2 separate regions of the Homo sapiens genome follow, and region 2 is linked to region 1. Evidence: chromatin contacts called from ENCODE Hi-C or POLR2A ChIA-PET data. All regions are on one chromosome and are shown on one strand. The core of a region is the stretch at or near the end of the contact, and the rest is flanking DNA. Distances in the headings are between cores, read along the strand shown. Region 1 has its middle 31 kb from the start of LINC02538. Region 2 overlaps LINC02487 (long intergenic non-protein coding RNA 2487).

Region 1 (2,735 bases), core at 104-2,603:
AACTGATGGCAATGAAATGAGCCAATGCCACCTGCATGCCGCAGAGTAGGGGAGCCCCCAGAACCCAACCATGCATCTGTCTCCGTCCACACACATGGGACCCTGTGGACCGGGGTGCACAGCACAGGCAACATACGTGAGGAAGGGTAGAGAGATGCTTCCCATTGAGCCAAGGACCATGCCTTCCTCCTGCGGGACAGTTTGTGATCACCATCACCCACAGGACCGTCTATACACTGACCTGAGCGGTAGTAGTGTGGTTCACCTTGAGATTGTATTTTCTACATTTTTACAAAGCAAGTAAAAATAAAAGAATAAACATAAACAGAACATCTGGCACCAGAGAAAGAAATTCAGACAATTCACAAAGTTGCGAAGGAGGGGAGACAGACACCTACACGAATTTGTTACAATTGTTATAAACTTTCTTAATATCTCACTGTCTGGACACTTGAGTCATTAATTCACTTTTTATCACAGAAAAGTTTAATATTGGACTTTAATTTCTTCAAGTCTTTTTGATCAAGAAACCTCAATATTACATCACAACCTCAGATTTTTATCAATCCAACTTCCTGTAAGCCAACAAAGAATATTAGAGAATTCAATGGAATTAATAGTAAAAATCGTCCAAATGAGATTTTTAACTTTCCCCCAAATTTTAAGTTAAGCTGTTTCTTTAGTTTCACATTATTGGGCTGCCAAAGAGCCAACTCGTGAAGGCATCAACACATCTGGAGTATCCTGCAAGTTAACGGGAATACCATGTCCACACTTCACTTCCACCTTCAGGGCTCCCATGGTGACTCCCAGTCATTGCTAGCCCAGGATCAGAAGTTTATATTTCCTCAAAAAACCAACACTGATCATTCAAAAAATAAAGAGAAAAGATGCAAATTTTGACTGAGTTTGGTAAGCCATGCCATGACTCCAAAACCGTTTTTGCATTTTGTGACCAATTTACAGAAACAGGAAGGAAGCACAGTCACATTCCTCTAGATGACTCAAGGAATAGAGTTTAACAAAGCTCCCACAGTAGGGTGTGATTTTGTCAGAATACAAAAAAGCTGATCAATGGCTGCTTTTTCATTTGGACCTAAATAGGACTGGGGCCAGCGATTAGTTCTGGATTCCAGGGGCAGAGGAAAGCATGCTGACCGGTGCACACATTATCGTTGTCCAGGGGCAGAGGGGAGCATACTGACCGGTGCACACATTATCTCTATTCAGGGTTAGAGGAGAGCATGCTGACCAGTCCACACTTTATCACTGTCCAGGGGCAGAGGAGAGCATGCTGACCAGTGCACACACATTATCACTGTCCAGGGGCAGAGGAGAGCGTGCTGACTGGTGCACACATTATCACTGTCCAGGGGCAGAGGGGAGCATGCTGACTGGTGCGCACGCATTATTGCAAGGAGAGCATGCTGACCGGTGCACACATTATCGCTGTCCAGGGTTAGAGAGGAGCATACTGACCAGTGCGCACACATTATCGCTGTCCAGGGGCAGAGGACAGCATGCTGACCGGTGCACACATTATCGCTGCCCAGGGTTAGAGCAGAGCATGCTGACCAGTGTGCACACATTTTCGCTGCAGCTCATTGTAGTTATGGGGAGTTTTTCACTTTGCTTTTCATTTTGCAGCTGAATGCATGTGAGACAAATGTCCCTACCTGAAGGCTCCTTGAGCTCCTGGCCCAGACCCTTCGATGACCACCGCCGTGAAGGTCATTGGTCTTCCAGGAAGGGAGCCAGGCCCCCTGGGCCTCTTTCTCCTGGGGGGTGTGGCTCAGCAGCCCCCACTGGAGCTCATTACTGAGCAGCTTCTCCCTAAGCCTGAGGCACCCCTCCCTTCCTTTTCTGTCTCCTTCTGTACCCAGTGATTGGCCACCTCCACTTTTTCTTGGGAGTTGGTGGGCAAGAAGGGAAGAGGAGTTAGATCATGGCCAATTCAACTCCTTTTGAGACATTTCAATAAATTTGAATAATTTATTTCAATAAGGAACTGTGCCCTCCTCCTTTGCAGCTCAGAAATGCTGAGATTTGAGAGTCGGTCTAGCACCCAGCACCGAGGCCACTCTCTGTTGGGTCTAAGAATCCCTTCAGGGCCTGGGAGACACCCAACTGTGTCCTTTTCCAGAGTTCTTTGCACTGTTTTCCACTCCTCTTCCCCCAACTGTTCTGGAAACAAGTGCCAAAGTACATGCCACATGGAAGTAGCTGATAACCAGCTCCGTGTTTCCTGCTAAACTGGGACAATTGAAAGTTAAATTTTCACATAAACCATTGCCCCAGCTGGGGCAGACCCCAGGCCTGCCTGAGATTTATTTCTGCAAAGTCCTGGAAAACCCAGTAAACAGTATGAGAGTCCCCACAGTTGTGCGGTTGTGAGGAAAGCAAAAATTATGAAGCTGTCCACCAATAAAGGGACAGCCAGACACCCCTCTCTGCTTCAATGTCATGTCTGACTCTGCCCAGTGTGGCTACGTCTTTGGAAGTCAGTGCATCACGGAGCTGTCGCTGCAACAGGCTGTGGGACAGGTGACTCCAAAACTCCAACCTATGCCAGGAAACTCGATTCTGTGCTCACAACCTGCAGGTCCACAGTGGTTCATGTGATTAAAACTGACCCGGGATAGGCCGGGCACGGTGGCTCACAGCTGTAATCCCAGCACTCTGGGAGGCCGATGTGGGCAGATCACCTGAGGTCAGGAGTTCAAGACCAGCCTGGC
Region 2 (2,735 bases), core at 173-2,672, 35 kb after region 1:
CCCAAGAGAGGACGGGGGAGGTGGGAGGTGTGGGGTAGGTGGAGTGAGCCCCAGGGAGGAAGACCACAGTGATCCTTGTGGCAGAAATCCAAACTGTGGGGGTAAAGGAACATGAAAGCAACAATTTCCCCTTATGTCCTGCCCGATGCTATATAGTTGCTTCACAGCAGCCTCTTCACACCAGCCTCTCATCTTCATACCTTCTCTGAGGGTCTTGCTCATGGTGGCTTTGTCAGGAGATGCTCTGGGGGAGGAGGAAGCAGAGCAAAGCCCACCAGTGACACAGAGTGAACCATAAAGGTGAAGACAGTCATGCCCAGAGAACCAGGGATGCAGAAGTTCATGGAAGCTGGAGTTTGGGGCAGGAAGCATCTGGAAAAACATGAGTCTCCTCTTTCCCCGCCCTCACCATCACCCCCAAAACATGGATATCCTCAGAAATATCTGGGAGGATCCTGGATTTCCCACATGCAAAGATAGGGGATCAGGTCCAGAAGGCACAGCTGTGCTCAGGGTGCCTGTGTTTTGTGAACTAACTCAACAACGGACAGCGCGAGATACACAGAGCCACACTGTGGCTGGGAGCCTGGCCGCCGTCTTCCTGATCCCTGGGGCCGATGGCCAGAAGGGCTTTCTTACCAGGTGCTTCCCAGGAGCCTGGGAGGAGGTGACGCTGAGCACAGACACCACATCCTGCAGCCGTCCTTGGTCCCGTCTCAGCAGGCATTCCCAACAGAGACCCCACCGAGAGCTGCTGGGAAGGCAAGGAGATGTGGGTCATCGTCATCAGCTAAATGGAGGGTGGCATTCTGCTTCTACCATCCAGCCAGTGCCACAGATCAAAGAGAAATAAGCTCGGCAATTTTCCTGCCATCATTTTGTTTTGAGATAAGGAAATTATCCACAATCCAATTATGAGGTGTAATGTCACATTCTTTTTTTTTTTTTTTTTGAGTCGGGGGGGACACGGTCTCACTCTCTTGCCCAGGCTGGAATGCAGTGGCACAATCTCAGTTCGCTGTCACCTTGACCTCCTGGGCTCAAGCAGTTCTCCCACCTTGGCCTCCAAAGTAGCTAGAACTAAGCAATCCATCCACCTTGGCCTCCCAAAGTGCTGGAATTACAGGCATGAGCCACTGCACCCAGCCCATAATGTTGCATTCTAATGTGATAACAAATTGAGTCAAAGTGTGTCCATTTCCTCCAAATTTGTTTGGAACAAAGAAAGTCTTTCATAACTTGGTCATATTAGATATTTGTAAAATACAGTTTTGATGAACACAACCCTTAGTGGCCCTTAACGGAAGTACTTGTGGCTGACAACAAACTCAACATCCCTGGGAATTTTGCTCAAAGAGTTGCCACAGTGCCAGGATGAGTTTAGGGGAATGCCATGCTGGCCACGCCTGCTCACCTCTGTCCATTCCACTGATAAAGGGCCAAGTCCAAAGGATTCCTGCCTTCTGTAGCTGAAATCTAAAAATGGAAACGCTCTGTGTGAGTCAGCATCAGATGTACAATTGGGATGTGTTCGCACAGCCGCTTCATTCCGGCCTGAGAACAAGAGCACTTTGTTTCCTGTTTGCTAAGGAGGTCAAGGTCCCCTGGCCGTCTGCGTGTGGGTTTCCCTGTCTCAGACAACTGTGCTGTGAAAGTTTCTTCAGTGCATGATACTGGCCCCCCTCCTGCCTCTGGACAGAAGCCTGTCATTATTGTCACCGGTGAGGAGACATTTGTCCCCCATCACGCATGAGGGACGGAGAAGAGAACTCCTGGCATTCCACAGGGGATGGAGGGATGGGGGTGCAGAGCCACCCGCTGGCCCTCAGCCCTGACTCCCAGCCTCTGAAAAACAACTCTACGACAAATCCTCCTTCTGAGCCTCCACTCAGTGTGCACATGAGTGGCTCCTGTCAGCGGGAGCTCCATGGGAAGCTTCTAAATACGGAAAAAGTGGAAATGGCATGTTGCCATGCAAATGTGGCCCCACTAGACGTTTGTCCCAAAATGGAGCATCCTAGAGTACCCATTCTTCATCTCTGCCTTGGGAAGATGTTCGCCCAAGCGCTTGCTTGATTTGCAGATAGAAACGTTGTCCCCACTCTTGTGTGCAGTTCAAAGACTTCACACTTGACAACTGAGAGTCCACCAAAGGGAGAAGTCGGACCAGCCCCCAGCCAAACACGGGAGAAAATAAGGACTTAGGAAAACCAGCACTGAGGCCTGGAGGCCTGGAGCTCCAAGGGGCAGGTCCCATGAGCATCCCGTTCCACGTGGTTTTCACCAGCTTAAGTCCCATCATTGGCACATTCCTTTCTGAAAAAAAAAAAAATCAATTTTCATGGCAGCTAAAGCACGATGCATAGTTCAGGATTCTGTGTCCATCCAATGCTAGCTGCAGATCCAAGCCCGAGTCCCCTCCCTTCGGTGTTGAACATCCACACTGCGCTGGAATGTGGTCAGCAGCGTTCACAGTTGTATCTTTAAATGAATCTTGTTTCTGGCACTCAGGAGTTCATGTCCAGGAGGGCTCTGATGGGAGTCAACTCCATCTAGGAAAAGTAGAAACACCTGAAACATAGTACTTTGCAAATTTTAAAAAGAAAAGACATACCTGTATTAATCCATTCTTGTGTTGCTATAAAGAAATACCTGAGACTGGGTAATTTATAGAGAAAAAAGGTTTGATTAGCTCATGGTTCTGCAGGCTGTACAGGATGCATGACTGGGGAGGT

The links. Hi-C counts contacts between places; a loop is a spot of excess contacts on that map. ChIA-PET counts read pairs that join two places held with the same protein, here RNA polymerase II (POLR2A). Pooled maps may share reads with other maps.
Region 2: a map of endothelial cell of umbilical vein shows a loop between it and region 1 (4-fold over the local background). The contact joins two enhancer-like sites. A Hi-C loop is called at or near these places in 1 of 168 maps with a recorded cell type or tissue (endothelial cell of umbilical vein) and 3 of 50 pooled maps. POLR2A ChIA-PET finds 5 or more read pairs at or near these places in 3 of 52 experiments (B cell, HEK293T and HepG2).

What each region holds. Positions count from the first base shown.
Region 1 is chr6:167,646,511-167,649,245 of GRCh38, forward strand. No RefSeq gene overlaps it. Among named protein-coding and RNA genes, the nearest start is that of LINC02538, 31 kb to the right of the region's middle. RefSeq lists a silencer at 1,185-1,385. Within about 2 kb of position 1,354, at least 2 of the 41 ENCODE cell types and tissues checked have a DNase peak (open chromatin) inside an H3K27ac peak, as active enhancers do.
Region 2 is chr6:167,681,694-167,684,428 of GRCh38, forward strand. It overlaps LINC02487 (long intergenic non-protein coding RNA 2487), which reads right to left. Exons shown (of 7, transcript NR_117092.2): 4 at 2,027-2,552; 5 at 1,415-1,476; 6 at 640-754; 7 at 1-244. All of the region lies in intron 1 of LOC124901465 (a long non-coding RNA gene), which reads left to right. Among named protein-coding and RNA genes, the nearest start is that of LINC02538, 3.8 kb to the left of the region's middle. Within about 2 kb of position 1,423, at least 17 of the 41 ENCODE cell types and tissues checked have a DNase peak (open chromatin) inside an H3K27ac peak, as active enhancers do.